3 separate regions of the Homo sapiens genome follow, and all the other regions are linked to region 1. Evidence: read pairs that join two places in POLR2A ChIA-PET (ENCODE). Cell type or tissue: MCF 10A. All regions are shown on one strand.

Evidence for each region. ChIA-PET counts read pairs that join two places held together with the same protein. Peaks named below come from ENCODE experiments on the same cell type or tissue, not always from the same donor. Only the 100,000 strongest peaks of a DNase experiment are listed, where the experiment ranks them.
Region 2: POLR2A ChIA-PET joins it to region 1 with 5 read pairs; 2 of 35 experiments call an interaction of 5 or more read pairs at or near these places.
Region 3: POLR2A ChIA-PET joins it to region 1 with 6 read pairs; 1 of 35 experiments calls an interaction of 5 or more read pairs at or near these places.

What each region holds. Positions count from the first base shown.
Region 1 is chr5:124,840,477-124,844,476 of GRCh38, reverse strand. No RefSeq gene overlaps it. Among named protein-coding and RNA genes, the nearest start is that of ZNF608, 96 kb to the right of the region's middle. In MCF 10A, no CTCF peak of the experiment used is centred here; DNase peaks (open chromatin) are centred at 786 and 2,066.
Region 2 is chr5:124,961,928-124,965,927 of GRCh38, reverse strand. LOC107986391 (a long non-coding RNA gene) reads right to left here. Exons shown (of 5, transcript XR_001742528.2): 5 at 3,026-3,781. Among named protein-coding and RNA genes, the nearest start is that of ZNF608, 220 kb to the right of the region's middle. In MCF 10A, no CTCF peak of the experiment used is centred here; a DNase peak (open chromatin) is centred at 2,157.
Region 3 is chr5:126,014,274-126,018,273 of GRCh38, reverse strand. All of the region lies in intron 2 of LOC124901056 (a long non-coding RNA gene), which reads left to right. Among named protein-coding and RNA genes, the nearest start is that of LINC02039, 160 kb to the left of the region's middle. In MCF 10A, no CTCF peak of the experiment used is centred here; a DNase peak (open chromatin) is centred at 2,483.

The sequences.
Region 1 (4,000 bases):
GATGTAGGGAAGAGGAAACTAATAAGAAATTCATTTGAAAAGCAACTTGTGTTTGTTTTTTTTTTTGAGACGAAGTCTCACTCTGTCGCCCAGGCCGGAGTGCAGTGGCACAATCTCGGCTCACTGCAACCTCTGCCTCCCTGGTTCAAGCAATTTTCTGCCTCAGCCTCCCGAGTAGCTGGGATTACAGACGCCCACCACCAAACCCAACTAATTTTTTTTTTTTTTTAATTTTTAGTAAAGACGGGGTTTCACCATCTTGGCCAGGCTGGTCTTAAACTCCTGACCTCGTGATCCACCCGCCTCGGCCTCCCAAAGTCCTGGGATTACAGGCGTGAGCCACCATGCCCGGCCCAACTTGTGTTTTTCAAAAGAAGTAATTAATAGAAAAATGAATGCTCCAAGGATCTTTGCAGGTTATATTCTATCTGAAAAGAGAAACGAATTCACCTGTAGTATCACCGTAAGCATTGTGAGCTTTGGCAATATATTAAAGTGTTATTCTTCAAAATTGTACACTGCCTTACTCTTCTGAAAGTACAGTTTAGCTAAAAGAATCTCAACAACTATGTTACTCAAGTGAGGTTTTCAAATTGCATTTTACTCAAACAAAGCTTTGTGTGTGTGTGTGTGTGTATGTGTGTGTGTCAGAGAGAGAGAAACACATTTTCAACCCTTCTCTACTGTAACCGGTTTATGTCTGAGAGTCAAATTACCCGGTTTGGATGACTGCTTGGTTCAAATAAGCTACATAATTGCAAACTTTCCACTTCGTTTTCTGTTGGGTAAACACAGAGTTTGTGTAAGTCTGTGGTTTTGTAATGCTACCGAGCCCACTCTCCCCAAACTGGTGCAGAGGCCACCAATCTCCTGTCTCCCAGGCCTGGCAGAGCATCACAGTGGCAGGATCGGCCTGGAGTGGTAAAACAGATTCACGCAGCCGCTATTCTCTGAGTCGGGAGAGGTGAGAAACTGCTCTACTATAAGTCTTTCACATTCTGGACTTGGCTAGCACCCTTACAGGAAGTGTGCAGGAAGCCTTCTGATTGGACCACAGAGTTAACCTGTGTACTGGGAACTTTATTTCTGATCTACACACATAAATCTACCTCACCCCACCTCTTCCATTCCTGTGAAGTGCCAGGAGCTAGCCCAAATGCTCAGCCTTTAAGCCACTACCAATGCTATCATCTTAACCTTGGTGTGCCTCAGTTTGCTCATCTGTAAAATGGGGATTATAATAGTACTACTTCATGAGGGTTTGTGATGATTAAATGAATTAATATAGTCAAAGTGCTGAATCTGTACCTGGCATTTAGTGAACCCTGGGTACATGTGATCATTACTCCCTTACCACGCCCTCCTCGCTCCTTAACCACCTCCAGGGTTGGTCCCACTGCCTTGATTTTACCGTAACTCACGGGTGTGCTCTGATTCTGGGTCTCTTCTCCAGCCGAAGGCCCTTGCAACTTGCCTAATGCTTTTGGGCACTTATTCCAGAGTCCTACCAATTTCCACACCAAGCATGACCTTTCTTATCACACTCTCCCAGGCCTCCACCCTACTTCCCTGACCAGCTGCTCCATGCAGTTCCAACACTAACAATATTCAAGTTTTGGTCTTGATGACAGGCTCTCTTTTTACATCCTAACCTGAGGGGAGACTGCCCGTGGCACATGTGGCTTGGAAGTTATCTGTTGGATAACTTTCCTCATCTTATAAAAGATAAAAGTGCTGGAGCCATGTACAATCAATCCCTTGCACCCCTCTGCCCCCCGTCCAGCTCTAGAACGGATATGGGGATGAAGCCATGTCTCTTGCCCTGAAACATACAGGATGTCAGTAACAGAGCCAGAAACTGGGGCCAGCTCTCGGCTTTCCCATGGCTATGTTCTACCCACTCAACTATAATGCCAAAAAAAAAAAAAAAAACCCACAGACATTTCATCAACCTGTCTCTTCTGTCAAATTGCGTTATTCTCAAATTGTGTAAGCCTTATGTAAACAATATCACTTCACACATGGGGTTCCATAAGTACATTTGCTGCGAGGTTCTCACACAGCAGGTTTTCTATAGATGGATAAATAAAAAGTGCCAAGATTTCAAACTTAAGAAAACACTTAAAGGGCGGCCATCCAGCAGCATTACAGTCATTTTTTGCCCTGAGGCACAGAAGCATGAGTTCTTTGCAACTGGACGGTTCTAGCTGTTGCTCATTACCAAGTGCTTCTAGGCAGATGGCTTCCCTACTCTACTAATCCACTGAGACCAAATGGCTGATGGATCTGATTTTTAAGGCACATAATTTTTATACTCTTGCTGCATTTTTCTTCTTTCATTTTCTTCTCGTCACTCTTCTGCTCCCCCACTCTCTCATTCGCTCTTCAGAATAACCACTATCTCTGTCCTCTCTCTCCGTTTTCTCCACTCCCTCTCTCGTAAACAACCCATAGTACTGCAAGTTCGCACATGTTTATTTGAAACTATTATGTCTAGGGAAGGAGAGTCTCTGTTAAAGCTCTCTTAAATAATGCAAATTCATGACCTAAAAATGGTCCCCCATCTATCTGATGTATATTTATAAGGTTGCTGGATTTTTATTGTTTTTTGTGCAAAGATGGAGTTTCCTCCTACTAGTTACTAGCTAAAAGTCATTAAATTAGCTTTCACTGTAATAAAATGAAAGCATTTACTTGATTGTTAAATAATTTAAAGCAGGCTCACTAAGGTATATTGCCACAACATAATATGTTGTAGCACAAAATGAAGATGCTAAAACCCTGACAAAGAACAGCTTTGGAATTCAGCAGCAGGTATGATAGTATATATATGTTATGCTGATTAAGATGTTATGTTTTAAAATAGACTTTCCTGCCTCCAATCTCTTCTCTATCCAATCTAAACCACAGTTGCCACCTTAATCCTACAGAAACATCACTTTACATACCTTTCAGAAATCTGCAGCTTCATATCATTTAGAGCATCGTTCTCCAGTGAGCATCAAAATCACCTGGAGGGCTTACTAAAACAGTTCGCTCAGCCCCATTCCACCGTTTCAGATCCAGTGGGACTGGAGTGGGGCCTGATAATTTACATATATAACATGCTTCAGGTGAGGATGAGGCTGTTGGAGTAGAGACCACACTTTGAAAAAGCATTGACATTGAAACCCAGACTTTCAGTTTGATTTTAATGCCCTTTTCTTTTAATAATATGGCCTTTCTCTATTCTTTGAAATGGACATCCATAAGTTCCTTTCACAGAGACCTGCTATTTTGGTGAAACTCTTCTCTTCTTTACCCCCAGAACAGATGTTGCCACCAGGATTGAGATAATTTCTGCTGTTTAAAACATACACTTACTCTTTCTGTAAAACTCAATCCCACCACTTCCGTGAGGTCTTCTCCAGATTCTACAGGATTTCAGGATTTCTTTCATCTGTGATTATAGTAGTATTGGCTTTTCTCTGCTGTGTATTTGACCATGGTATAAACTGCCTGGTATTATTACTTATCTATCCATAAATGTGATCAAGTAAACTAGTTTGCAGTACAAAGCAACCAATAAATTTGAAGATCCTAGTCAAGGTTTAATTTATATAGCAAAACAAAAATTAACTGTTTTTTAATTTGTTGTTGTTTTTAAATAACCATGATAATGGTTAGTCACCAAGAACTCTAAAATTGTACCAGCCGTCCTCCTAGTAGAATCAAATTGGCCACATAGTGATTCCACAAAGTCCACTGCTATGTGCTGCGCAAAATCTTTCACTAATTCATCAATATATGATTTTTCCCCAGTGCTTTTTCTAGATAACATGACTAAGTAATAAAACTGATTTCCACAAGCCACACACAAATAAATCTTCTAATGGGGAGAGTTACTACAGATGCATATTCCAGTTTTTTATGCATATAAGTCCAGAGGTGGATTTACCGTGTAATGAAGCTTAATCTTCAGGCTCATCATTTGCATCACGGCTTCATCATGCCCTTTTGT
Region 2 (4,000 bases), 120 kb before region 1:
TAGGACCGAGTTATTTAAATAGACTTTAGTCTTATACTTGGCCTGATTATTTGCATAAAATGCAGCAAGAATAATTATTTCTACATAGGCCTTTTGGATTGGCTTTGATGGAAGTGTGATCCACGAGGAATCACAGATAAGACCTTTTAAAGCCCAGCCCAGCCATGGGTTTGTATCCTCAAATACCTGCGAGTTGGGTGATCCTCCCTCTTAAGGTCCCAAGATAAACTTGGAGCTCCTGGACCTGCTAGAAAGTGACATTCTTTACTGACCACAGGTCAGGAACCCTGTACAGGGACTGCATAGACAAGGGTATGAGGCCAGTTTCCCCATGGGCCTTTTATTGGCTCTGCAAGTCGCGCTTGACTCCTTAAAGGGAAGCATACCCTTCTAGTCAAAGCCTTAGTAAAATAACTACTTTCTCCACTTGTGTCCTTTTGCAAAAGAAAAATGGATTCTTATTGCACTGATGCAAACAACTATACTGCCTTAAGAATACTCATAGTTACCAAATTCTAGAGGAACCAGGCAGAGAGAAACAAACATGCTCCAAATTTTGATCACAGGAGTATATACCTTAATTATTAAAGGCTGTAAACAGTTCAAAATAAGTTTCCTTGACTCTGAAAAACAAAACATGGATCAGCAATATTCCAACCAAAAGTCAAAAAGGTTGCTTCAGCTTTCTGAGTTCAGTCTATATTTAGTGAACTATTGTTTTGTTTGCTTGCTATTCATGAGCATTTCAGCTCTTTATGAGTCCTGTACATTTTCTTTTATTCCAATGTTACAATCTCTAAAGTTATCAGAAGCCTACATTTGAGAGCACCTGTTAAAGTTCTATACCTCATTATAAACCATCTTTTGAAAAGGATTAAAACAAGACAATTGTTGGTGAATAGCAAATGTCCAAGGTAGTTACAGTTAGAAACACAATTGACAAAGAAGTTTGGTTATCTCTGTAGTTTACAATAACTTAACATAACAACCTTAATCGTGATTGATAGCATATACTCAGACATTAGAATTCTAGAAATCCCATACAATCTTGGAATATATATTAGCACTATTTACCAAAAATATAACCTAAAGATTGAACATCATTTTGGCAATCCCATGTACCTGTCAAATAATCCCATTTACCTCTCTTTTCTGGATATTTCAGGGGCCCTCTGAAGTATTCGAAAAGCCAGGTGCCAGGGAAGACAATTTTGAAACTGAAGTTTGATTTCGGGAAAGCTGTTAAATGTTCAAGGTTTAAAACACTTGATATTATGAAGTAGAGTTCCAGATTACATGAAATAGAGTTCCAGATTACCATAAATTATTTATTTTGCCAAAATGATGACTTAGAAATGTAAAGAAGCAAAAACCTTTTACAACCCCTGTGAATTTAATGTGTTCACACAAAGAACCTCTTCTGCAAGATTAATTTCCAAAATTCTTCCACCACTTCATTGAACCTTCAACTTTTTCCTAATTTAAATCAAAACAATCCTTTAACCCTAGGCAAAAGTTTGCATTTCCATGCCTTCTTATACCCTTTTACTAAAAAACACATTTTACTTTTCTTACACACCTTGCATGTAAATCTACTTTCAGTAGTCTCAATTATATGTTACAATGGTAACTCCTAGCAATTTTTAACTTTAAGGTAAAACTTTGTAGGTTGCTTTGTGTGCTAACTGCAACCAAGGTTTGCCTTCTTAATTAAGGGCGTGGTTAGTTCCATACATCCCCAGGCCATACCAGTTGTGAAGCCGGCAAGTCAAATAGTTCTCAAAACCCAAAAAGCTGTTTGTAACCTCACAACACTTAGCAAACCTTGCATCTGACCTGCATTTTACCAATATTTCTTTAGGGCTGTTTTTATTTCTCAAAGATTAAAGTCACATGAACCGAAAGGTACCACAGCTTTTCACTTCCCATTAAAAAAAACTAAATTCAAGCACTTGTCCTTCTTTAGGCCAAATTAATTAGAACTCTTTTAACAGACGTCATATACAAACACACATATAACTACATGGACAGGCAGGAGAAAACCCAGTCCCCGGATGGGGTTCTTCATGAGACAGGGCTGGGAGAACAGGCAGATATTAAACCAGGGAGAAACTTACTCCCTAAGGCAGGATTGCGAAACAAAGCTTTGCTAAGCGGTTATGGCCATGCCCCCAGGATGTAAAAAAAGATGGAGGCGTGATTTCACAACCAAATCTTTGCAGAAAATATAAACAGTGGTAGTTGTGGGGCCTGGCCTAGTAAAAACATCCTCTAAAAGGAAAAAAAAAAAAAAATTAAAAGTTAGCTGCTGTCAAGGTGGAGAAGAGGAAAGAAAAAAAAAAAGTTTAAAAACGCCTGGGGAGAAACCTCTTCTTATGCAAGTGCTTCCTCTACCAGGGAGATTAGTTCAATTACTGAAAGATGGAGTAAAACCCCTTGGCTGGGGAAGGGAAAGGCTGCAGCAGTTGCGGCTGGCAACCAGCCAGCCCGCTGTGCGGACCCTGGGCCTATGCCTCCCTGCCTGGCAGGGAGAGGACAGGGGAGCGAGGAGGGCCGCCCCCGCCCAACCCATCGCCTGTCGGTCCCCAAAAAAGAAGGGAAGGGCCTTTCCCTTGACCCCTGGGAGCGACAGGGTTTGGGGGCCTTTCTCCCACATTCAGAAGTCCAAGGATGAACATGCTTAGGAGCAACAGTGAGAGGTTTTGAATCCCCATTTCACTCACCTCCTCTCCAGCCCCCACTCTGCGTGCCAAAAATGTTGCAGGACTTTTCCTTGGTTTAGCAAAGATGGGGTTCTTGTCTGTCCCACGGCCATGAAAATTTAGGCTCATAGACAGTTTAAAGGGTGAGAAAAGCAGGGTTTTATTAGGTGAAAAGGGTTTAAAAAAAAAAAAGGAGGAAACAGGGATCCTCCATAAGGCCAGAGTCCCCTGGCTAGAGCACTTCCGGCCCACCCTTTGAATCCCAGGTTCCACAGGAAGAGGCAGGGCCAAGCTCCTCCCCGCTGCAAACGGTACGACTTCTGGAGGCTCCACCGCATTGGCAGGCTGGTTGGAGTTTCTCCAGGGGACCCCCTCCAACCTGACTGCCTCAAAGAAAGGGTGGAAGCTGCCATGCTGGCCTGTACATGGTATTTGGACAAACTCAAGAGGGACCAAGATTCTGTTCCTCAGTATTATTTAATCAGATGAAGGAAAGCAAGGAATACAGAGACATGGGCTGTCACTATTACTAGATGCTCTCTAGAATGTTCTGAGAAACAAAGAGAACTGGAGAGGAGAGTAAGAGATCATATTAACATTTCTGCCTCATATTGGAGGCAAGTAGAGGAAAAGCAATTGCCAAAGGCACAGAAATAAAAGGAAATTTGGGTGGGAGTGCTAAAGAAGCTCAGGCTGTGTCAGGGAAGACGCTGCAGGATGGGTGGCAGGCAGGAAAATGTAAAACCATGAGAAGACAGTAGGCCCTTTCTGGGACTCTCTGAACTGTTGACAGAGCTGTCGTCCTCATTCATTTGAATATATTATTCACCTCTATATCACAGATTCTGTCCTAGAAGCTGAGCTAAAATGGAATGAAACATTAAAAATCCAATTGGTAAAACTGCCACAAGGGAGTCTGCTAACCACTTGGCTGGAGATGAGGCTTGGCTGTGATAGCTTCAAAACTTCGGCAATCCTTCAGCTTCTGTCTAGACAGAAAGAAGTCCCCTTTCTCCGCAGTTTTGTTTCCTGTGGTCTCATTTATCCAGTCAACCATAGTCCAAAAAGAGGTGAATACACTACAAGAAGATATTTTGTGAGTGAGACCACATTTATATAACTGTTATTAAAGTATTATGTTACAATTCTTCCATTTTGTAATTAGGTATTGTTGTGAACCTCCTGCAGTGCCTAATTTATAAATTAACCTTATCATAGTTATGTATGTATAGGAAAAAACAGAGTATATATGGGGTTCAATGCTATCCAGAGTTTCAGGCGTCCCCTGGGGAGTCTTG
Region 3 (4,000 bases), 1.2 Mb before region 1:
TAGGGACCCAGGCAATAATACAATAACATAGATAAAATATATCAAATGCTTTCTTTGTGACAGGTAGAGTTCTTTAGGTGCAGTATTTCATTTATTTCCTACATTTTGATACTTTAATGACATTCCCCACTCTAAAGATGAAAAAACTTAGAAGCCTGGATGGTGAGACTCTTTCCTTATATCACACAGATAGTTGGGACTGGTAATGAGTCTTCACCCAGGGCTGAGCTCTCCCTCCCATGTCTTCTCTCCTTATTCCCAGCCTATCACCATCTTGTCTCCAAACTGTCTCCCATGAAACCGCTTGAAAGCTACATTACAATATCAGAAATGGTATTTTATGGTGTATAAAATACTAAATATTTTATTAGATTAAGAAATCAATCTTATGACATCAAAAGATATCCTTAAGAAAGTAGCAGAATTGAAAAAAAAGGTGTACTGATAATAATCCCATATGCCTCCCCACAAAATACACAGAAATAATTTAAAATGTATGGTAGGTGTTTGACATTCTTTTTGTTGTATTTCCTTCTCTCTTTCCTTTGTATTAGATTCAAGTTTATTTTTTAACTTATTAACCCATCTGAAATTTAATATGTTTGTTCAATGGAAAATAAATCAATATCTCCTCCTACTAGGCCTTAATACAGTGCTCAGATTGTAGTTTATACACTGTACATTTTACCTTCCCTCATCATTTTTACAGGCAGATTATTTTATGGCCTAATGGTTCTTCAGTAGGCCATAAGCACTATATACACTTGATAACTCCTTTATAACAAAGCGAAAGGAGCACGTCAGTTCTAAAAGTCTCAAAACTGGGCCTCTTATTAAAATTTTAATAAAAACTGTAAACCATTAAAAAAGAGTTAAATTTTGTTGCTGTCATTGAGAAATGTTATTCTTGGCTAATATTATATGCAAATGTAAGGAGTTTCTTCAATAATCACTCTGTGAAAACAAGACTGTCTGGAAATTTTGCCCAAATAGACCAATGGGAGTTTGCACATGTTTTGGGGGAAAATTCTTGCATAGATATCTCTTTGCTTTACTCTGGCTGACTACTGACTTTGTCTTAAGAAAAATCATCCTTATGGGACATTTTATAATAAGATTGATTTTACCTATAGTTACCATACCACCTTCATTTTTACTTTCAAATGACCTCTGATTTCATTTCTTCATTTTCAATAGTAAAATATGAACCAGATGTAGAGAATGGTGAGGTGGAATTTCTCATAGTTCATTTAGAACCTCCATTAATTAATTCCCCATTGTGTGGCAGTGTTAACAGCAGGTGTTTTAGAGTTTGAATAGGTAAAATGGGAAACCCCGCCCCCCTTCTAGCATCTTATTGTTTGCTAGAGAGTTTTGAAATCATGCCTTTAGAAATTTGCATGGTTTTTGTGTGTGTGTGTGTGTATGCATGCGTGTGCATATGTATGTATGTGGATACTTAAAAAAACCTCTAAATCTATAGAGTTCTTGGAGATGGAGGTAGTTGAGAGGTTGGCAATTTAAATATCTTTGTGAAATTAATGCCATGTTTTTTGCTTTTTTTTTCCCCCCTTGAAAGCGAACGTTGTGGAAATGAGTGTGTTGAATTGCAAAAAAAAAATTTTGGAAAAACTGCTTTCACATTAATCTTACTTTACTAGAATCTGCAAAGCATATGTATAGGACTAATAATAAGTCCTACAAACCTGAATCTCTCCTGGAGGAATTAAATCACAAGTGTAGCCTACAGGGTGATTCCATGTTGCAGTAAGTGCCGCTTTCCTGGGCAGCCTGCAGTCTGCTCTATGGCTGTCTGCTGGGGCTTGTGCCAGCTGGAACATGAAAACATGGATCTGCTTGCTCTTCTGGCCAATAGACCCAAAGCACTCCCTTATTCTTTTTTAAAACACTATTATAAAAAATGAAATAATACTTGCTCAATCCTCTCTCTCTCTTTGTAAATAACAATGATGTTTCAAATGATGCTGCTTCACTGATGCTCTGAAAAAAATACATTCATGAATTAGAACTAAATTGACATTTTAATTTTGTCCCTTCCTGTTGTTTAGAATTCACAGTCACTGCAAGGACCTTGCATAACACACATATGGAACATTCATATGTTCCTCTTGATTTCTGTATGCCACCCTCATATTTTGAGATTTGTCCATACAAGTCAGCTTGAATTTGATAATATCCTGTCAATTAAACTAAACCTTGTTTTCAAAGCCAAATAGCACAAGTGCCTCAGGCACCTGGAAAAAAACCCAGCACACAGGCTCAAGTGGATAGTTAGGTGTGCAATTACTTGATTTATACACATGTGTGTTTCTGAAATTACAGCTGCAGGGTTTTGTGGTCTCTGTGGGGGTGTGAACAGTTTTGCTGGCAAGTCTGTTATGCCTTACTTTGGAAATTTGGCTCCCAACATAAATTCCCCTCCCATCACTGATGGAGAACAAAGTCTATTTGTCACTTTTCCATTGACTGCCACAATGATTCAGAAAGAAAACAGTCTTATTTTGCTGCTGTGATTGGGAATTGCTGATTCATCTCACAAGTCCAATCATCTTTACTTTTCACTATACAAATGTGAGTTGTGGATGTGGTATAAGCTGGCGGGAAAGGGCAGTCTTCCCACCCTTGTTACTGACCCGACTACTTGTAAATTTGCTTGAGGGAACACACTCCTTTCCATAAAACTCTCCTTTTTCAGCGGAAGGTTTTGAAACCAAGACATTCATTCAAAAGAAGTTTCTGTTGTTCTTTTGGCTTTGCAGCTATTTAAAAACAATGCTTGCCTTGAAGTTCTACGTATACTTTTAACCTTTTGGCTTAGCTGTAGAAAAGCTTATTACTGCAAGCATACTCAATCACTCATGATAGTACAACACTCTGGAGACCTTATCATCGCACCGTCTAGTTGGGTAATTAAATGCAGGGTAGATTTACAGTTCAGTGGATTTGCTCATGGTGGGGTGGCAGCCATCTCCTCTTTCCGTTTTGAATCGTTCAACTTCACACTGCTGCTTTGCATCAGGGTGACTGGAAAATGTGGAATCAAATATTAAAGAGCAAATATAGACTAGAAAGGGGGTGGCACATTGGGAAAAGAAAGACAAGGACACTGAAGGATTTTGCTGTCCAAGCAAAGGAAAATTATTCTAACTTTGTGTAACTTTTGCAGCTTTGTTAATATTAGAAGATGTAGCTATTATTAGATTGACTTTTTTTTATGAGGAAATTAAACAAGGTCATTTCAGTAACACTGAGAATTCACACTTTCTGCGAAACCACTATTTCCTCAAGGGGCTAATAGGAGCTCAACATGGATAGGAAAAACCACTCCTTTCATATATTCTCAGAATAGTTACCTAACTCATAATGGCTGGAGATTGAAAAGGCCTATTCAGTTCTTGGCTGCAGCCTCCAGGGATCAGGGCAGCATTTTTCTTTGTTCTGTAGTACATTTTCCCCTGTTTTGAATGGTTTTATTTCAATGGCCTCAAGGCTTTCTCTTCTTCCATGGAAAACTGATTCCAGATTCTAGCCAATCTCATCATAAAAATTACTTTCTTACCAGGAATTAAAAGATGTCTCTCTTTTTGCGTGTGTGTGTGTAAAAAGAGAGTGTAGGCTCATTTGACATCTTCACTCTTCAAATCAAGAATCTTCTTGTTTTCTCTTACCTCAAATATACCCTAATCTTGACATTGCCCTCTGGTATTTTTAAAAATTATCTATCTATCTATCTATCTATCTATCTATCTATCTATCTATACAAATTTCTGGTCAGTTATTACTTAAATAAATGCTTTTTAGCCTGTTCCCCCTCCTCAGTTTTCGAATGGTTACTCTTACATTTTATGAAAGAAATTAGCATTTATCTCCTTCGTAAGTGACAGCATATTCTGCACGCAGGGTATAAATAGCAATACCATATACATATCATCTGCCTCAAATCATTTTTTGGAACAGGTAAGGTACAAATACTACAAAT